Regions from separate parts of the Homo sapiens genome. Here region 2 is linked to region 1. A link is an interaction called in ENCODE POLR2A ChIA-PET data of the cell type or tissue named here. Cell type or tissue: Caco-2. All regions are shown on one strand. Links, peaks and the distances in the headings refer to the core of each region. The heading gives the core; the rest is flanking DNA. Region 1 overlaps LINC00609 (long intergenic non-protein coding RNA 609). Region 2 overlaps LINC00609 (long intergenic non-protein coding RNA 609).

Region 1 (11,085 bases), core at 1,416-9,415:
GCAGAGGTCAAATCACATGGGGCTTTAGGGACCAAGATAAAGAGTTCAGATTTTATTTTAATTGCCATGGAAAGCCATTGGCAGATTTTTCAGCAGGAGAGTGATAGGATCTGATTTATGCATTCCATCCATTTTTGACCCTTTCACTTGAACTTTGGCTAGCAATTTTTTAGCCTGGCAGTGCCATTAGAGAGCCTCAAATTACTAGCTGTAAATCAAATTGATGGGAAGTGCTGTCATTCTTAGAAAAACGTTGAAGTCAACATAGCAAGAACCAACTCAATTTAAAAAAGAAGAGATTTTAACAGACTCTTCAGAAAAAGAAGATATATGCATGGCCAATAAGCATATAAAAAGATGCTCAACATTATTAGTCAGGAAAATGCAAATTAAACCAATGATGAGGTACTACCATACATACACTATAATGGCTAAAATTAAAGGCAGACAATATTGAGTGCTGACAAGGATGTGAAGTGAGGGAACTCTCACACATCACTGGTGGGAATGTAAAATGATTCAGCCACTTTGGAAATGGCTTGGCAATTTCTTATGAAGTTAAAATATTTACTTTTTTTGCCATATGATTCAGCAATCCACTGCTAGGCAAGTGAAATAAAAACATATGTCCATACAAAGATGTGTATACAAATATTCATAGTAACTATTCATAATAGCCAAAATCTGGAAGCAAAATCTGGAAACAATTGAAGTGTCCATCAGCAGGTAAATGGATAAATAAATTACAGTGTATTCATGCAGTGAAATACTATGAAGCGATACAGAGGAGTGAACTACTGCTATAAACAGTACAAATGAATATAAAAATTTTTCTTAACAAAAGAAGATAGACACAAAAAGAGTATATAAAGCAGAACTCCACTTATATGGAAATCAATAAAAGGCAATGATTGATGGTAACAGAAGGCAGATGAGTGGTTGCCTAGGGGTTGGGGGTGGGACTGTAGAGGACTTGAGGAAACTTTTTGGAATGATGGGAATGTTATATATCTTGACTGTGGTGACGACTACATGGATGTATACATTTATCTAAACTTATCAAACTGTGCACTCAAAAGAAGTGTATTTTATTGTTTGCGAATCTAAAAACATAGCAGGAAATACTTTCTGTATATTCTCATTAGGGAGCTGTTACCTCTTAAAAAAAATCATGTAACCTGTCTCTGTCAGCCTTGACCCAGTGAGGAGGTGAAGACCCTGGCTTAGTCAATATGGAGACACGACTTTCTTCCTTCCTTCCTCCCCTTTCCTACTTCCAACTCATTCCCTAGGGCATCCTCTGTCCTCTGCTCTGACCTCTGAATCTTAGGTCACAGAATTTCCTGCCTTGGTTGTATAATTCACATCCTTAGACTTTATTAGAGTGGCCCGTCATCTTCCAGGAGCTGTGGATCTAGTTGGTGTAATCAGTATTTCTTTTGGGAAAATTGGCTAATTCATCCTCTTACACCCTTTTGATTGGACCACTTTGTATCAGGTTATTTTCGAAGACTTTCAGTACTAATCTTTTCTCATTTTTGATCTAGTTCTTGCATTTTCCTGGAACTATTCAGCTTACTATAATTCTCTGTATTACTCATTCCTTCCTTACACTGATAGAAATATGTGAGTATACTTTACAGACAGATATATCCTTCATAGAGGCAACAGAATACCCATAGATGCCAACAGTTACATGTGCTACTGCAGAATAATGAAGAGAAGACTTTTCTTTATGAGCACCCTAACTGTGAGGTGCCTAAAATTGGGTCTACCACTTGAGTAAGTGGCTGAGTTAAATATTTTGACTTGAATTTCATAACTTGTCACAGTGATCCCATTGGGAGTAGAGTGGTAGGTTGCCAAGAAGGCAATTAATTATCTCTCTGCCGCCCTGTGTATTAAATTTTGTTCCCTCTCCCTAAAGAGAGGTGATGCTATGGCTTACAACTACTGTGCTCTTGCAGAGCTCTCCACACCAATTAGAAGGGTTCTGTGTTATGACAGTCTTTTATAAGATGTTATGACACTCTTTGATAGAAAGCCGTTGTCCCATTGAAGCAGAAACTTCATCAAAAGCACTAAGAATCGAGGGTGTGCTCTAGATACCCCGAATGGGAGGGGACTCTGTGCTCACTGGGTCCATCAAACAAAGCGCCTCCCACATAGGTCTTTCCATGTGATCCAGCTATTTCCCTACATTTATCTCCTAGCCCCACCCTTATTTAAGTACACAGTTGGAAGAAGGTCTGTAATACTGCATTTAACTCGCTACTGGGAATGCTTTATTGTGTTTATTTAAAATTCTTAAAGCTCTCTTCTGTGAAAGGCAAACTTGCCCTTAGCACATGAGTGGGTAAAGGGTATGGGATTACTTCTTGATTAGAGTGATGCTTTTTGTTAGGAAAGGGTGAAAGTCACTGCTATAAGCCATGTCATGACATTACTGGGAATCGTGGATTTTAACATCTCCAACTCTAATTTCCTTTAGGAAGCCTTGCCTGTGGTCTCACATCAAATTTTCCTATCTGGACAGTGAGAAGTTTAATCTCAGAGATGTGAGACCAAGTTGCTAATTACTTAGCACCCGAAATTCTTAGATACTGTTATGTTTCCATTATCAGGGCCAAGAACTGAATAAATAACTCATTGCATTGGTTGTCTCAGTCTCATTTCTCCCTAACTTTCTTTAGCTTTAAGTACAGCCAATTCAAATAACAAATAATAAGCAAACAAAACATCATCAAACTGGAGATTCAAAACTTGCTAACTTTCTTACCCCTGGACCTTTTCAGATCAAGGGGTCTTAAACTGAGCACATGGAATCTCTCCTTAAGAAAGTGTAAAGTTTTATGGGAAGATGTGCAATTAATTCAACCACTTGCAGTCCTAAATATATAGCTGGATACTTCTTAACCTTGGTGTATCTATTCTTAATCATATTTGTTGTATCTTTGAATCCAAAAAGGTTCTGGTTAGACCAATAGTGAAGAATTACGTTGAATTAAGTAATAGTTTTCAGAAGTGGATAAGATGTTAATGTTAATGGTGCTATCCAATTGCTCATTTTCATCTTGGAAAGTTTCCCTATTTTTATTCAGAGGAATTACTCTGATATGTTTACCTATAGTCCTTCCCGATCCTGATATACTGTCTAGGACAGTATATATGTCTATGTTTTCCTGTTCATCAGTACGTAGCAGTCATTACTATGCTGGCAGGTGTTTTGTTTGTGTGTGTTTTGTTGTTGTTTGGTCTAATATTTGATATGTAGAAATGTATCATAAAAGGATGAGGCAATGGAATAGACCTCTCAGAAACAGAACTAAACTGGCCGGGCGTGGTGGCTTACGCCTGTAATCCCAGGGAGGCTGAGGCGGGCGAATCACAAGGTCAGGACATCGAGATCATCCTGGCTAACACGGTGAAACCCCGTCTCTACTAAAAATACAAAAAATTAGCCGGGCGTGATGGCGGGTGCTTGTAGTCCCAGCTACTCAGGAGGCTGACGCAGGAGAATGGCGTGAACCCGGGAGGCGGAGCTTGCAGTGAGCCGAGACTGCGCCACTGCACTCCAGCCTGGGCGACAGAGCGAGACTCTGTCTCAAAAACAAAACAAAAAAAAAAAACAAAAAAAAGAAAAAAAAAAAGAAAGAAACAGAACTAAACTGTAACTCAGGAAGCCTGAATTCTAGTCCAAGCTGTGCTTTGTACTGGCTATATCATTTTGGGCAAATCACTTTAATCTGTATCTTCGTTTCTTCATTTTAAAAAATGGAGGTGATGATGTTAACTTTAAGTATTATGTGGAAGCAAACACAGAGCCAGGCATAAACTAGATGTTGAATAAATGTTTGTTAATTCTACATCTAAAAATATTAATGTTCTGTAGCTCTAAGTTTTTATACATTCTACAATAGCTCTAAATGTTAAAAAAAAATGCTTGTGTTTCTCAAAACCAGAAAGTGGCAGAAGTTGAGGATTATTGTGATAAAGTTAACAGCAATGAATTCTGAAGAGCATGCATTTGTTTTTAATCCTTACATGATTCTAAGATGGTGGTGCTTACCAACATACTAGGGTCGAGGTAGGAAGAAGGGAAAGATACAAAAATGAACAAGATATTATTCCTGCCTTCTGGGAGCTTACAGGCTCAGACCTACCATCAACATGATAGAAATCTTGGACACTGGTGCATTTGTTTTACGCTCTATGAGCATCTCAACTTCAGTAGAGAATTGTTAATTTATTTGAAGTTGTTTTACATTTGTAATGGTATAAAATATATTTTATAGGACTTTCTACTTGTATTTAGTTAGAAGTTTGTTCTTACTTTAATCTAGAATAATTGCTGTCATGTTTCCAGCTACTTTCCTTTAAAATTCCCCTTAATCATTATCTACCCTTGTTATCAAGAGCTAGTCAAACCAATCTCATAGTGTATGTGTTTGTGCGTGTGTTTATATATTTTTTCCCTCTTCATTTGTTTACTCCATTAGTTGTGATACAGGCTAAATTGCTGTAACAGAGACCCAGAAATGCAGTAGCTCTGTCCTATGAGGTCATTTGAGGACTGGGCTGGTGAGTCAGCTCTGCTCTGTTGAACATGTGGCTTCCATTTTAGACATCCAGGGTAGCTGTGTTAATTATTGACATTTCTCAGCCAGAGGGAAGAGGGCAGAGGAGGTCCATGGCAAGGAGCTTTATTTATCATTAAGTAGGTGACTCAGCAGCTACACACAACACTTCTATTCACATTACGTTGGCCTGAACTTCATGTTACTACTTCTAGCTGGAAGGGAGGCTGGGAAACGTACTGTCTAGATGGGCAGTGGGGGATTCTGTTACTTAAAGGAAAAAAAGAGAATGGGCACTGGCTGATAACTAGCAGTGTCTGCCAGTCACTTACTCCTCAATCAGTATTAATTCACATGTGAATACCAGTCTCTCATTCGTTCATGTTCTCATTGGCAACATGGGGATGTGACTGATAATTCCAGTAAGACAAGAATACAAGAATGTTACTGGTCCTTGGAATTAGTTTCTTATGTCTGTTTGTCTGTCTACCTACCTATCTATCTACCTTATTCGTCCTGTGGGTACACAATTATCTGCAATTCTGCTGTATGAACCTCTTGGTTACGGGTAGGTTCATTTTTGCCAAAAAATCTGTATTTCATTGGGAAAGTTAACTGCATGCAAATGAATAACTAGGAGTTAACTAAGAGTAGAAATAATTATAAAACACTTGTCAAAAGTGAAGTGCCATAGCAATGCTAAAAAATGACACTAAGAAAAAACTGATTGTCGTGACTTCAAAGGAAGTGTGAGGTTGGAGTGTTTTGACGTGTATAGCATTTAAATGATCTAAATAGGTGTTTAGGTGCTCACATGAGAGACTGTTCTAGCTACTTAGGGGGAAATAAGAGTCTGTTCTATCCACTCAATGCTTAGATGTTTCCGTGAGAATTTTATCATCTTTAAATATTATTTAAAAAGTAAAGATTGTGTTGTTCTTGGTTAAATTTATCTAAAGGAAAAACATTGCCTAACAAAAATAAGACATTCTTCTTAGACTGCTTTGTTTCTAGAGCCTCTGCCTCTGATATAATCTGTTGCCTCTAGATCCATGTGTTGACCAGACATACAGGAGTTAGTGCTGTAAACCAGCAGTGAACTCTTGTCAGAGATGGAACTTTGGGTTAGGCAACTTTCTTGTTTTAAAAACATGTCTTTATATATTTATTAGATATAGGAGGCCTCTCCAAAGGCAATAATCTGGTTATTTGAATGTTAAATGAAAGAGAAAGGAAGAGATTATATTGCTTGTAAGTATCAATAGTTTAAAAATAAGAAAACATAAATAGTTTGTATAGGAAACCTTGGAGTGTTTGAGATATCCCAAAACTCAACACCATCTACACTCACGAATGCTTTGGTTTAAAATATTTATTCTGGTGTGTTATTTAGCACAGTGGTAAAACCTCTGGCTCTGGGCTCAGTTAGAGTTGAGTTCAAATCTATCCTGTGATCTTGAGCCACCAAGATCTTCTTTCTCCATACCTGAGTTTCTTTACTGGTAAAATGGGTACTGGAGTAATAATAGTACATTATAGCGTTTTCTTTCTTTCTTCTTCTTTTTTTTTTTTTTTTTTTGAGACATAGTCTTGCTCTGTCGCCCAGGCTGGAGTGCAGTGGCACGATCTTGGCTTGCTGTAACCTCTACCTCCTGGGTTCAAGTGATTCTCCTGCCTCAGCCTCCTGAGTAGCTGGGATTACAGGCTCCTGCCACCATGCTCAGCTAACTTTTTGTATTTTTAGTGGAGATGGGGTTTCACCACGTTGGCCATGCTGGTCTTGAACTCTTGACCTCAGGTGATTCGCCTGCCTCAGCCTCCCAATGTGCTGGGATTACAGGCCTGAGCCACCGTGCCTGGCCTCTAATAGGGTTTTGAGAAGTGAGATGAAGCATGTGAAGTGCTTACCGTAGAATATGGTAAATGCTCAACAAATGTCAGGGATGATTTTCTGCTTTTCTTTGCTCAGATATTCTGTGAAGGGCAGCATTCACAGTATTTTTCTGTGGATGATTTCAAATCTCAGACTCACTGGGGTTCCATAGAAATATTCTTTTATGATGTGGCAGTATACCTTTGTGGTTGGGCCCAAACATCTTCCACTAATCTCTACCTGTGTACCTTGGGTCGAGTTAGTTAACCTTTCTGTGCCTTGATTTTCTCATTTGTAAAATGGAGGTCATAATAGTACCTACCTCATAGGGTTCTTATAAAGACTGACTAAGATATGTGAAAGTTCTTGTGACCATTAAAAGGTAGGTAAAGTGCTTAGTTTGACACACAATAAATGTTCAACAAATGTGACAATATTAATTTTAAGGCTTAAAATTGTTAGTTGTTTTTTTTTTAGTGAATTGGTAAATTTAGTGAATTTGGGTGTCTAGTACCACATTTTGAATATAGTTCAATTCCTCATTTTAAGAACAGTTCTTTCAGTACCCCGTGGTCTTCGAAGCAGTTTCTCAACTACAGGGTGCACTATCACGAATAAATGACAGAAAGAAGCACCATGCTGATAATCTAACGTTCTAAATTACTGTTAAGTACTTAGTTCTAACACCCACCCTCAGGTTTGTTATAGTAGAAGCTAATTAATAAATATGGATGTTTTTATTTTCCCCTTTCTCCTTTTTAACTTCCTAATGAGGTAAACAGATGGCAGACAACTGGCACCAGAGGTGAAGAGAACTGGCAGTGCAATGGTTAACTTCCTTTCCTAAAGGACATGTGGGCTTTATCCTAGTGTCTCAACTCGTTACTTATAGTGTTGATGGAGAGGCCTGAAGAAAAGGATCCCAGGGAGAGAGCAGGTGTGTTGGGCTGCTGTGGTTCTCCCTCAAAACTAGCTGTAGACACAATACAGGTGACCTGGCAACACTCAGAAGTACCAGCCTTTGAGATGCTGGGAATCCACATAACCTTGTGAATGCTTTGAAGGCAGGAGGGTATCTTACTAGATTTGGTTTCTCTGGCATCTAAGTAACCCTGGCATATAGTAGGTGCTTAATAGCTTTTTGCTGATCGGATACCTGGAAGTAAAACATACATCTTTATAATTTTGTATTAGATTTGATTTTATTTAGACGTTGCCAGTGCTGGGAGATTATACTCTGCTACTTGATACTCAACAATTTTGTAAAGGTTTATATTTACTAAAGAAACTTTCTATTTAAAGAAATCTGTGAAAATCCTTTTGTAAAAATTGATTAATTTTTAATACTGTATGCTTTGTAAATTTCTGTCTCTGTGAATAAAGAAGCACGAATCTAAAATAAACTGTTACCGAACAGGCATAATAGCCAGGAGAATCTGAAGTAGCCCCTTCTTTCATTTAAAATGTAGATCTGTCTTACTCCTTGCTTTCTTCTTTCGGGGCTGCCTGCCACTAAATGTTAAATGGTAACATCTCTACTGGCAATTGAAGAAAATAGACCTGAAGGCACTATAGACTCTTTAGAATGAAAGTATTTTATTTCACCATTCTCTTGTTATTTAAAGGTGTAAGGCTTAATTTCCATAGAGCCTATTCCTAAGTAAGATTTTAAGGCATCCCCTTGGGGCAGAGGTGAAAGGGGTGGGAGAGATAGGGGAGATAGGGTGAAATTTGGGGGTTTCTTTCAGAAGTTGTGCATAGGGGGCTCTCAGAGCGGCTGTCCCCTGGCTCTGCTCCTATTGGCTGTGGAAAGTGGGGTGGGGTTAGCCATTTCTGCAGTTGCTGCTGGGGCAAGGCAGGGACCTCTGAAAGAACCAGACACAACCTCCCTGATGTGGATCACTCTGTGTGTTCTCCAAGAGCGCACTCTGGCCCACGGCTTGACTTGCCTTTATTTTTCAACAAAAGGAGGAAAGTGAATTCCTTCTAGAGCTTGTTTAGGTGCTCCTTGGCTCCTTGGTGCTGGGCTCTGGCAGGATACAGCCACTGAAGTGTAGTGCATTTTAAAAAACTCTTTCTGGGAAATGAAAACATGATTTTGAAGTAGTCTGTAGTATTGAAATGCAGCACTCTGCTTCTTTGCGAAGCAAGACTTACTGGAGGCTCACTGGTACAGAAGGGCCCTCAAGGCAAAGAGGCTCAGAAACAGCAGGAATGGGATCTTGAGAAAGGTACCGCTCATCCTATGAAACAAATTGCTCTAATTAAAAAAAAAATGTGTCATGTTAGCAAGAGGAACTCAGCTGGCAATGTGACGGTGGAAGTAAGTTGTAAAAAGCCTCCATAGAAATATCTACTCTACCGACTTCATAATCTCTGCTGCTTTCTGAGGTGTGATGAAAAGGATCGGAAATTGTTGGCCGGTGGCCTCCAACACTTCTGGCCATTCCCTTCTCCCCTCACCCTCTTCTCCCAGGAAAAAGAATCTCTCTTTGAAAACATTTCCCTTTTATTTTCCTTTTCATCATCCTGTCTGAGTACATGGCTTCAATAGAGAAAGATGCTTTAAGACATTAACATTTTATCAACTTAAGGCTCTTTCAGCCATCGCCCACAAATCCCTATGGAATTTTGAACACTTAAGGTTAATTAGTTGTGCATTTGTTAAAAAGTCTGTGCCCTTAATAATAAAATAGGACCATCAAAGGGAAAAAAATAACATTTATTTAAATATATACAGTGTTTGAGATCACAAATTTCTATGTCTGCCTGGAAGCACTATCCTCTATTTTCATTAGTGTTTATATTCTTGCTTTTATTTGATTCTATTTGCATGAATTAAAATATTTTCTTTTATTTTGCCATTTGCTTTTAGAAATGCTAAAATTTAGCCAACTTTAATTGAATCATATTGTCTATTGGTATAGGAAATTCTCATTCTATTTCATAATAGAAGAGAAACACCAAAAGCAAAATGCTATATTGAAGCAAAATACAGTCTACCTGTTTGGGGATTATAAATCTCTGTAGGTTCTTAGAAGAATTATCCAAAATTCCCATAGAGACATAGTTTTTTTATGCCAGTGGTTCTCAAAGTTTAATGTACCTATGAATCACCAAAGGGATTTTTGTTAAAATGCAATTCTGATTCAGTAAGTCCTGGGCAGGGTCCAAGATGATACAGTTGTGACAAGCTCCCACATGCTGCTGATGGTTCTGGGATAGAGACACACTTTGTGGAACTAGCACCTACAGACATTTGCATTTTAGTTTCTTTGGTTTCAGCTGTATGCTTTCACTGGTTGGTGGAACTCAAAGCTTAGAAGAATTTAATAAAACTTACATTTTTGGTACTGACTTAGCAATGATAAGCTTTCTTTTCTTAAAGGAAGAGAAGCCGAGATTCACAGATGAGTTCTCAGCTGGCCCTGGGCCCTCACGTCCCTTCTATAGATGTCTAATGGGACTCTGGAGCTTCTCCTTTGTTCTCCTAGTCATGTAGAATTCAACTTTGCATTCTAGATATCAATTAGAGATGGGTGGTTTTTTTTTTTTAAAAAAAGTGTACTCCTATTTTAAGATATTTCCTTATCATGAAGCTTTTACCAAGAGCCCTGAAGAATATTCAATAAATCGAAGGCCTTAGAGATAAGCGTTTCTCTGTATATTTTTGGCTTATTATAATATAGAAATAAATATTTCAGCTAAATAATGATAAAATAATCTTTTTTAAACATTAGCTCTTTAAATGTTGTCTCTCCCATTAGACTATTAATTCCTTGAAGGCAGGGTCTATGTGTTAGGTTGTTCTTGCATTGTTGTGAAGAACTACCTGACACTGGGTAATTTATAAAGAAAAGAGGTTTAATTAGCTTACAGTTTTGCAGGCTGTACAAGCATGGCGCCAACACTGCTTGGCTTCTCGGGAGGCCTCAGGGAGCTTTTACTCATGGTGGAAGGCAAAGTGGGAGCAAGCACTTCACATGGTGAAAATAGGAGCAAGTGACAGAGAGAAAGAGAGCAAAAGGCGATGGGGTGTGGGGAGGAGCCACACGCTTTTAAATGATCAGATCTCGCGAGAACTCACTATCATGAAGATGGCACCAAGCCATGAGGGATCCATCCCTGTGATCTGAACAGCTCCCACCAGGCCCCACCTCTAGAATCGGAGATTACAATCTAACATGAGATTAGGGCAGGGACAACTATCTAAACTATATCAGTCTATGTATGTTTCACCTATGTACAGTTGTATAACTGTAGTTGCCAACAGGTTTTAGACAGAGCTGGCAAACCATAAATACTGGATAAATGGAATTCAAGTATCAAGTTGACATCAAGTCTGTCACACAGAAAGATCTCTGAAAATGACAATGGCCATTCATGGAGAAGGCTAGGGTTCTTTTTCTTCTTAGGACTTGCGGTTCCTCAGACATGTGTAGGCCTGCCTTTGACTCTGTGTTGCTCTCTGAATCTTAATTTTCCCACTTTTAAAATGGAGGTGAAACATCTGTCATGGGTAAGGAATGGTAAGAGTGAGCTACAGGTGTGGCTGTTTAGTGACTTTCCCAGTGTGCTTTGCTGGAAATAAAGAGACAAATGGCATATACAAAACATCCTTGGTAGGAGCCAGCC
Region 2 (11,085 bases), core at 917-8,916, 72 kb after region 1:
GCTGGCCTCATAAAATGACTTAGGGAGGAGTCCTTCTTTTTCTTTTGTTTGGAATAGTTTCAGAAGGAACAGTACAAGCACCTCCTTGTTCCTCTGGTAGAATTTGGCTGTGAATCCATCTAGTCCTTGAATTTTTTTGGTTGGTAGGCTATTAATTACTGCCTGAATTGCAGAACTTGTTATTGGTCTATTCAGGGATTCAACTTCTTCCTGGTGTAGACTTGGGAGGGTATATGTGTCCAGGAATTTATCCATTTCTTCTAGATTTTCTAGTTTATTTGCATAGAGGTGTTTAAAGTATTCTCTGATGGTAGTTTGTATTTCTGTGGGATCAGTGGGGAAATCCCCTTTATCTTTTTTTATTGCATCTATTTGATTCTTCTCTCTTTTATTAGTCTGGCTACTGGTCTATTTTGTTGATCTTTAAAAAAAAAAACAGCTCCTGGATTCATTGATTTTTTGAAGGGTTTTTTTTGCGTCTTTATTTCCTTCAGTCCTGCTCTGATCTTAGTTATTTCTTGTCTTCTGCTAGCTTTTGAATTTGTTTGCTTTTGCTTCTCTAGTTCTTTTAATTGTGATGTTAGGGTGTTGATTTTAGATCTTTCCTGCTTTCTCTTGTGGGCATTTAGTGCTATAAATTTCCCTCTTAACACTGTTTTAGCTGTGTCCCAGAGATTCTGGTACATTGTGTCTTTGTTCTCATTGGTTTCAAATAACTTATTTATTTCTGCCTTAATTTCATTATTTACCCAGTAGTCATTCAGGAGCAGGTTGTTCAGTTTCCATGTAGTTGTGTGGTTTTGAGTTTCTTAATCCTGAGTTCTAATTTGATTGCACTGTGGTATGAGATATTGTTTGTTATGATTTCCATTCTTTTGCATTTGCTGAGGAGTGTTTTACTTCTAATTATGTGGTCACTTTTAGAATAAGTGCTATGTGATGCTGAGAAGAATGTATATTCTGTTGATTTGGGGTGGAGAGTTCTGTAGATGTCTGTTAGTTCTGCTTGGTCCAGAGCTGAGTTAAAGTCCTGAATATCCTTGTTAATATTCCTGTCTAATATTGACAGTGTTAGTCTCCCACTATTATTGTGTGGGAGTCTAAGTCTCTTTGTAGGTCTCTAAGGACTTGCTTTATGAATCTGGGTGCTTCTGTACTGGGTGCATATATATTTAGGATAGTTAGCTCTTCTTGTTGAATTGATCCCTTTACCATTATGTAATGGCCTTCTTTGTCTCTTTTGATCTTTATTGGTTTAAAGTCTGTTTTATCAGAGACTAGGATTGCAAGCCCTGCTTTTGTTTTTGCTCTCCATTTGCTTGGCAAATATTCCTCCATCTCTTTATTTTGAGCCTATGTGTGTCTTTGCATGTGTGATGAGTCTCCTGAATACAGCACACTGATGGGTCTTGACTCTTTATCCAATTTGCCAGTCTGTGTCTTTTAATTGGGGCATTTAGTCCATTTACATTTAAGGTTAATATTGTTATGTGTGAATTTGATCCTGTCATTATGATGCTAGCTGGTTATTTTGCCCATTAATTGATGCAGTTTCTTCATAGTGTCGATGGTCTTTACTATTTGGTATGTTTTTGCAGTGGCTGGTATCTGTTGTTCCTTATCATGTTTTGTACTTCCTTCAGGAGCTCTTGTAAGGCAGACCTGGTGGTGACAAAATCTCTCAGCATTTGCTTGTCTGTAAAGGATTTTATGTCTCCTTCATTTACGAAGCTTAGTTTGGCTAGATATGAAATTCTGGGTTGAAAATTATTTTAAGAATGTTGAATATTGGCCCCCACTCTCTTCTGGTTTGTAGGGTTTCTGCCAAGACATCCACTTTTAGTCTGATGGGCTTCCCTTTGTAGGTAACCTGACCTTTCTCTCTGGCTGCCTTAAGATTTTTTCCTTCATTTCAACCTTGGTGAATCTGACAATTATATGTCTTGGGGGTTGCTCTTCTTGAAGAGTATCTTTGTGGTGTTCTCTGTATTTCCTGAATTTGAATGTTGGCCTGTCTTGCTAGGTTGGGGGAGTTCTCCTGGATAATATCCTGAAGAGTGTTTTCCAACTTGGTTTTATTCTCCCCATCACTTTCAGGTATGCCAATCAGACATAGATTTGGTCTTTTCATATAGTCCCATATTTCTTGGAGGCTTTGTTCATTCCTTTTTATTCTTTTTTCTTTAATTTTGTCTTCATGCTTTATTTCATTAAGTTGATCTTCAATCTGTGATATCTTTCTTCCACTTGATTCAGCTATTGATACTTGTGTATGCTTCATGAAGTTCTCGTGCTGTGTTTTTCAGCTCCATCATGTCATTTATGTTCTTCTCTAAACTGGTTATTCTAGTTAGCAATTAGTCTAATCTTTTTTCAAGGTTCTTAGCTTCCTTGCATTGGGTTAGAACATGGTCCTTTAGCTTCGAGGAGTTTGTTATTACCCACCTTCTGAAGCCTATTTCTGTCAATTTGTCAAGCTCATTCTCTGTCTGCTTTTGTTCCCTTGCTGGCGAGGAGTTGTGATCCTTTGGAGGAGGTGAGGCATTCTGGTGTTAGAAATTTTCAGTCTTTTTGTGCTGGTTTTTCCTCATCTTTGTGGATTTATCTACCTTTGGTCTTTGATGCTGGTGACTTTTGGATGGGGTTTTCTGTGTCTGGACATCCTTTTTGTTGATGTTGATGCTATTTCTTTCTGTTTGTTAGTTTTCCTTCTGACAGACCACTCTGCTGCAGGTCTGCTGGAGTTTGCTGGAGGTCCACTCCAGGCCCCTGTTGCCTGGGTATCTCCAGTAGAGGCTACAGAACAGTAAAGATTGCTGCCTGTTCCTTCCTCTGGAAGCTTTGTCCCAGAGGGGCACCCGCCAGATGCCAGCTGGAGCTCTCCTGTATGAAGTGTCTGTCCACCCCGGCTGGGAGGTGTCTCTCAGTCAGGAGACATGGGGGTCAGGGACCCATTTGAGGAGGCAGTCTGACCCTTAGCAGAGCTTGAACGCTGTGCTGGAAGATCCACTGCTTTCTTCAGAGCCATCAGGTAGGCACATTTAAGTCTGCTGAAGTTGCACCCGCAACCACCCCTTCCCCCACGTGCCCTGTCCCAGGGTTATGAGCCGCTGATTTGGGCTGCTGCCTTTCTTTCAGAGATGCCCTGCCCAGAGAGGAGAAATCTGGAGACGCAGTCTGGCTGCAGTGGCTTTGCGGAGCTGCGGTGGGCGTCTCCAAGTTCGAACTTGCTGGCAGCTTTGTTTACACCGTGAGGGTAAAACCGCCTACTCACACCTCAGTAATGGCAGATGCCCCTCCCCTCACCAAGCTCGAGTGTCCCAGGTCAACTTCAGACTGCTGTGCTGGCACTGAGAATTTCAAGCCAGTGGATGTTAGCTTGCTGGACTCTGTGGGGGTGGGATCGGCTGAGCAAGACAACTTGGCTCCCTGGCTTCAGCCCTCTTTCCAGGGGAGTGAACAGTTCTGTCTCACTGGCGTTCCAGGAGCTGCTGGGGTATGGAAAAAAAAAAAAAAAAAAAAAAAAAAACTCCTGCAGCCAGCTCAGTGTCTGCCTAAATGGCTGCCCGGTTTTGTGCTTGAAACCTAGGTCCCTTGTGGTGTAGGCACTGGAGGGAATCTCCTGGTCTGCGGGTTGGAAAGACTATGGAAAAGCATAGTATCTGGGTCAAAGTGCACCCTTCCTCATGGCACAGTCCCTCTGGGCTTCCCTTGGCTAGGGGAGGGAGTTCCCCGACCCCGTGCGCTTCCTGGGTGAGGCGACGCCCCACCCTGCTTTGGCTCGCCCTCCGTGGGCTGCACCCACTGTCTCACCAGTCCCAATGAGATTAACTGGGTACCTCAGTTGGAAATGCAGAAATCACTTACCTTTTGCATTAATCTCCCTGGGAGCTGTAGACTGGAGCTGCTCCTATTCGGCCATTTTGCCTGCAATCCAGGATTTATATTTTTAGAGAGTCAGTCCATGATAGATTACCTTGTAGTTTTGTGGAGAGGATGTTATCATCGTTCCTGATTTAGGGGAAAATGCTAAGAAAATAAGTGATTTTCAAAACCTTGCCATGATTCCATCAGTAATGGAGTTTGCACTGGTACTGGGAACCTCCAGGTATTGACTTGAGACCACATGCTTATATGGTGTCAGTTCTCTTCAACGGAAGTGTTTTTAAGCTTTCCAAAATTTCCATAAAAACAAAAATGGATGGTAGTCTTTTTTCTTTTTGAAGAAAATTTTAGCTATCTTTACATAATAGCTGCTTAAGAACTGAAAAATAAAGCAAGGTTAAAATCTGAAGCAAGAGTACTTGTCTCAGGTTCTGTTATATAAATTAAGTGAAAAAAAAAATAGCCATGGTAGGTGGTACACACCTACATAGAAGGCTGAGGCAGGAGGATTACTTGAGCCTAGGGGTCTGAAGCCAGCTGGGGCAATATAGCAAGAGTCCATCTCTAAAAACAATAACAAACTTTAAAAATTTTGAAAAGAATAAAATAAGCATAAATGGGGAGAAATTAATTAAAAGGAGACACTAAAAAATATGTCACTGCTCCCACATCTTCTCTGCACTCCCCCAAGGTACAATATTTTTTACCTCTTCTCACCTTTATTTCCTATGGAATCCAGCCTTAACAATGGAAATTGGAAAAAGCAACTAGACACCATGGAGGAAAAAAAAAGAACAAAGAAATACATTAAGGAACTAAAGAAAGGAAGGAGAGAGGGAGGGAGGAAGAAAGGAAGGGAGGAAAAAAGAAAAATATAAAAGAAAATCTGAATGTAGAATATAAGTGGACTAACTTCCAGAGGTCAGGACCACATGGGCTGAAAACATGTTTAGAACCCGATTTTACAGGAATTCTGCACGTATCTAGAAGGGCTTTTGCCAGAAAACCGTTAAGCTTAACTAACATTCTATTGTGAATGTTTTGTGATATAAGGTCATTTTAGTCCTATATTCAAGGTCAAGAAATGTTTCTTTTTAAAATAGAACGGCACGAATCCTCCTTTGTCAAGCTCATTAACAGAAAATGATATCTTTATACTTTGTCAGTGGATTTCCAATCAATTATCATCTAATGCAAAAATAATCCCAGGAGGTAAGATTAAGTATTGTTTAAATCATGGAACCAAGACCTATAGTCAGACATGACCTCAATAATGCAAATGCGTTTGTGAATAGCTGGGAAGACAAATTCATTTATAACAACAGACGGTGTCAGGAGAAGATTAAAATATATATGCACCACATAGATGAAATAATTGTAATCAGGACAGCAGAATTACAACATTTGGAGAATTTCACTGAATAGCTGAATTTCATGTATAACACAATCAAATTTTCTGCCTCATTCACTCTCACCAGTGTTCGCTTCCTGGATGTTCTGACTAATTTAAACTATGGTTAATTGAAGACTGAAATATTCGGGAAACTATGACAGGAACAATTTGCTACGGACAGTTTCCACCTGTACTCTCAAGACTTAGAAGCCATATGGATAGAATGAAATAGGTGAGATAAATCATATTTCACTAAATGTTTGCCACAAAATTAGAGTTTTTACTTAGGAGAATATAAAGGAAGGGGCTATAAAATACTAAGGTTAAAGCATTTGTTGAAAGATGGTAATATAAATAGATACAAATTTCAGTGTTCACTGGTAGAAAAGATTTCAAGCAATTTCAAAGTTGTAATCCTTGCATTTATGTGTTATTTTCTTATAAAGGGAATTTGCCTGTTCAACTGCACTTTAAAAACCAGTCATTCTTTTCATCATGCTAAATTAGAAAATTTTCCAGGAAAACGTCTTAAATGTATTAAAGTTAGAACTATTTTTTATTTTTTATAAAACAACTATCCGTACTTGGACATTTACAGATTCTCAGTTTTCATACATAGACAGATAATTTGAAAACACTGGATACTACAACCTGTACATTTCCCCACTGACCTCTATGTCCCCATCCCTTTACATTGTAGTTCTGCATTGCTGCCAGGAGACATCAGAACCATTTTTACAATATAAATACACTGGAAGGAAGAGATTCCTGTAGAACATTAACAGAAAATGATATCTTTATTAATATGTCTTTGCTATATGTATCTTTGTAACAATGTAATATATCTTTGTAACGGTGATATCTTTGTTAATTCCTACTACTTAATGTCAAGTTAATGTCATAGGACACTTAATTTCCCCAGGCAGTGTCATATCTTTGACCAAAAGGGATGAAAATATCAAATGTTAGACCTGGAAGTAACCTGGGGGTATCCGGGGGAATAACCTCATTATGCAAATAAAGAGCCGCAGTGGTCCATTGACTACTTCTCACAGCTGACGAGTGAATATTCTCCAGGATCCCATCATTCTCGGCCCATCTCGCCCATCTCAAGTCATTTTTGCCCTCTCCCCACGTGCAGTCAGAAGACTGGAAGTGGAGGTGTGAGCAGTAGATAGAGCAGTTTATAAGACAATGTTAAGACCATGATGAAAAGACATTAGAGGAAGCAGGAAAAAAGAATATGCGACACTTAGAACAGGTAAGTGTGCTTGCCCCATCAAGCCAAGCACAGCTGTCCCTCCCCTAAGGTTAGGACCTGGCTATGTTTGTCCTATGTTCTTTCTACCTCTATGGCCTCTCTGGTGATTTAAAGGCACATTCTCTCTCCATCTCTGTCTGTTTCTCTATGAGATTATTTTCACTTTGACCATTGCCCTCATTTATTTACCCCCAGCATAATGACAACAGATTGAGAGTTAAAAATAAATCCCTTGTTTGCAATCTATAAAAAAAAAAAGCAGTTAAATTTAAGGATGGGTCAAAAAGAGAGATGATATCGCAGGTATTTTTTAAATTAGCGTTTTAGATATTTTAACCAATCACCTTTCCTTTAACTCAACTGTAGTTTCAGCTAAGGAAGTTAATGAAACAGATAGATGGGTATTTCCTGATCTATTTATTTTTCCTTTTTTTTTTTTTTTTTTGTAGGAATTGGTGGTGTCTTGGAATATCTGCTTCAGGACGATAATGAAACTAATGATTTAGGGCAGTAGAAGAAGCCGTGGGAGGAACTTTCACATTTGGCGAGGCAAGTACAATTTTGTTAGGGCTTTTTGAAACTGCATTTGAAAACTTGCTTAGCGGTTTTGTGATTCATGGTATATATCAAATTTTATTGAAAAGCTGTCAGTGAACAGGATGAGAAGTTCTCTTTTAAATACAGTCAGAGGCATTATAAAAACTAGCAATTCTAAACTTACTGCAAAATAAAAATTACCCGAAAGAACTGTCCTTCTAGAGTGCTTACATGCTTCTCTTATCAGTCAGCCAGGATTAATGATCAGTTCAAAAGTCTTCATATTGTTTTGTCCATCCGTCCACCTGTCTGTCCATCCACCCGATGGCTATTGTGTGCAGGATTTCATGCTAAGTAATATGTGAAAGTATTCTAGGCACGCTACAGCAACAGCTTGCTCACACGCTTCCTCTGTCTTCAGATAAGTCTTAAGTCCTTGATGACTTTTTAATAAAATACGCTACAGAGAACGTAAGGACGAAACATATTCCTAGCAGAGTGAAATATGTGTAAGTTATTAAATTAAGGCTCAACTACGTCTGAATTTTTAGTGCTATATGTTTTAAATTGTTTTAAGTGAAAACACACTAATAGATTTCCTTTATAAAAAGTTCAAATATTCCAGACAAAGCAAAAATATCCTTTCTAAGCAGGGTGTCTGATATGTGTCCTTCCAGACTGAAACATATACATACTCTTGGTTTTTTAATCAATAGACTCACATCATATATGTTGTGCTACATCCAGCTTTTTGCACTTAATATGTCTGGGAGATATTTCCTTTATTGTTACAGTTGTCCCAGAAATCTCTCTGTGGTTGCTAGGGAATGTACCTTTATCTTTGGTTTTAACAGTCATATTCATGTGTCAGGCAGAAATAGAAGGTATGATAATATAGATCTTGCCTAATAGTGAATATCGTGAAACAACTGTGCAGGGATTGCCAATGTTTGGTGGTTTTCTTTCTAAATTTTTGCTCACTTCTATTAAAGGGTTGAAGCATTAGCAGACAAAACTCTAAATATAGTTGGCCTGCACTGGAAGGTTAAAAGTGCAGTTCTCCTAATAGAGTTCTTATAATCACTAAGGAAAACACCATCTGAACTTTATAGCGACCAACAAATCAGGTTAGGACAGGTAATTCAGACACTCTAGCCATGAATTCTAAGGTGGATGATAGAGGCTATACCATAATCTTTCTCTCTCTGGGATAGAATGACTTTCATGGCTAATTAGTTCTATGGCCGAGAAGGTCAACTTTCTGGATGTTAGAACAAGCACATTTGTAAAAGAGAAACCATTTTAAACCCAGCAATAGTGAGTGCAAACTTATTTCAGTACTTTTTCTCCTCTTTGCAGATGATTAATCCTATTTCTGTTTCACCAACTTATTTTATGATGAAATCTTAATTATTTTCTAATAAATGACTGGGAATGCAGGAAGCTAGCTGGCCCATTTCCTCTGTTAGGTTTTTTTTCCCTTTCTCTGCACACTGGTGAAAAGACGTTGATGCATAACTTCTAGAGATGCCATGGTTATTTATGTCATTATAAACAGCTTATTCTAACTGGGACCCCACAGCCACAAGGAAAAACATACAATTTTATTTACAAAGAAGACTGAACCCATTTTAACTTCTGTATCAAATGCTCTGAGTAGGTTGGCTTCGATAGTCATGTTCAGTCCTGGGTAGAATGTGGTCTCATTATACAACTTCACCACCAAATCCTAGTTCTCGATGTTATCCAAAGCTGCCTTCTTCCTCAAAGACCTCAGTCCCCTCCCAAAGCCCAGGGGAGCGTAAACAAATCCCTCTCTCTCAGGGTTACATGAAAAGCCAAGTCATCATCCAACACAATAAAATAAGCTGGTGAAGGAAAGAACCAATCAAATCTCTTTGATTCTGGACTTAGGGAAAGCACTTAGGAAACCTCATAGTCTGCCCGTCAGAGGGGAAAAAACGCTCCAATTAAATGGGAACAGTACTCATTTTAAGCACTCTAAAATGTTAAGATTTAAAAAATACAGTGCTTAACGTTCTGTAGAGCTACAACAAAGAATATGCTAACCTTGGTATTTACACACCAAGCTTCTGCCAAGCCATTTTATAATGTACCTTAGAAAAATTTCATGCTTTCTCACAAAAAGACACCCCCTCCCTCCCCTGCTGTTGGCCTGCACGTTCCCAGGCATGTGAATTGCAATCCTTTTGAAGTCCAGTGATGCTGGTAGCTTGAAGGGAAAGCTCTTGCCAATAATATTGTTGCTCCTGATGCTCAGAACTGTTGCTGCTGAATGGCTTATTTTCTATCTTGATATTTTCTCTATATGACTTTGGCTGAATAGGCCACTTTTTCGTCAAGCTAGTTTCATGTGTGTTGTCTGTGTTCTAGAAAATGGAATTAACTACCACTTTCTAGTTCCATTTCCATGATCTTTACCTAAACAACACCCTCTCGTTAATAAAACATTATGCCTTTGCATTCCATTAAAACCCATTATTGGGAGTTTAAACTATTGATTCTGAATATATATATATATATATATATATATATATATATATATTCTACTTTTTGTGTGGCTGCAGAAATACTTTGCTATTACTCTAATTATATGCTGGAGTTAGAATCCTTCCAGCTAGTTAAGGTTGGAAGGATTCTAGTTATGCTGTCTACTGTATTCTTCTTTGTAGCATAACTAGAGTACTGTCCACTGGAGTGAAATAATAGAAGCAGAAACTCAGATTTAAAAAGAAAGGAAACAGAGAAAGAAAGGTTTTTAATAAAAATTTACTTATTTAGAGATGGGGCCTTGCTCTGTCACCCAGGCTGTAGTGCAGTGGCAGGATCATAGCTCACTGCAGCCTCAAACTCCTGGGCTTAAGTAATCCTCCCACCTCAGCCTCCCAAATAGCTGGAACTGCAAGTACCTGACACTATGCCTGGCTAACTTAAAACATTTTTTTGTTTAGAGATGGTGATCTTGCTGTTTTGCCCAAGTTGGTCTCAAACTCCTGGCCTCAAGCCATCCTTTGTCCTTGGCCTCCTGAGTAGTTTGGATTACAGGGATGAACCACTGTGCCTGGCTAGAAAGATTTTAAGAATAGCTTAGAACAGCACCAAAAAATGCAATTATTAGAATTTAAAACTTCAGAGTTTAAACAGAGATCTAAGAGACTGTCTGGTTGACCCCTTTATTTTACACATTAAGAGAAATTATAGAGACATTAAAAAAAAACTCTCTTAAATCCCATAACTGGGTTAGTACTAGAGGGGACCAAACCTGCTACTTGATTCAGTCAGAGATCTTCCAAATTTACACATTCAATATGGGAGGCAAAATTTTAAAACTCAGCTGTGGGACAAACATACTGCCTTAAATTTTTTTTTAAATTTTTAAATCTATGGAAAATGTGTCCTAAATATATAATTGTAATATTAAGAATAGCTCTCAAAGTTCTATTTATGTCGATTACATAAATGATACACTCTAAAAAACATTTATGAATACGCATTACCATTATTCGTGGTGTCTCAGATCTCTGATGAGTATGGTTGTGTGTGTATCTGTGTAAGTACACAAATACCTTTGAGAGAGAATGGAGAAAATGGATTCAGGTACAATCAGAATCTCCCAAACTGTCTATTTCTGGCAACCACTTTGACAAGGATAGCTTTTTGAAGTTTAGCAGTGTTTGCTCTCTTTCTCTAGTTGGTGATTATATATTCAATGGCAATTTAAATGGGAAGTAGGGATGTAGGGCCAGTTAATTTATGTGTTGCAATTCATCTTTCTACCTATCAATCTGGTTGTGTTTAGGGGAACAATAAGCAGTACCTCTTTGTCCTCCCAGTTTCTGTACAAAATGAGAAATGAAATAGAAGAGCTAGGAGAGGAAAAGCAGCTGGTAGAGCTCTATGTCCATGGAAGGAAACAAGGAGTTGGGGAAGAACATTGCCACTTTTCTTACACATATTGACCTCCTGCTGTGGTCCAGGCACTATGCAA

What was found. Peaks named below come from ENCODE experiments on the same cell type or tissue, not always from the same donor. Only the 100,000 strongest peaks of a DNase experiment are listed, where the experiment ranks them.
Region 2: POLR2A ChIA-PET joins it to region 1 with 8 read pairs; 2 of 35 experiments call an interaction of 5 or more read pairs at or near these places.

The regions. Positions count from the first base shown.
Region 1 is chr14:36,086,641-36,097,725 of GRCh38, forward strand. All of the region lies in intron 1 of LINC00609 (long intergenic non-protein coding RNA 609), which reads left to right. Among named protein-coding and RNA genes, the nearest start is that of LINC00609, 22 kb to the left of the region's middle. In Caco-2, for the core only: no CTCF peak of the experiment used is centred there; a DNase peak (open chromatin) is centred at 4,611.
Region 2 is chr14:36,158,757-36,169,841 of GRCh38, forward strand. It overlaps LINC00609 (long intergenic non-protein coding RNA 609), which reads left to right. Exons shown (of 3, transcript NR_073454.1): 2 at 5,364-5,510; 3 at 6,356-6,532. It overlaps PTCSC3 (papillary thyroid carcinoma susceptibility candidate 3), which reads right to left. Exons shown (of 4, transcript NR_049735.3): 2 at 3,868-3,927. Among named protein-coding and RNA genes, the nearest start is that of PTCSC3, 12 kb to the right of the region's middle. RefSeq lists an enhancer at 2,932-4,131. In Caco-2, for the core only: no CTCF peak of the experiment used is centred there; no DNase peak of the experiment used is centred there; H3K4me3 peaks cover 959 bases.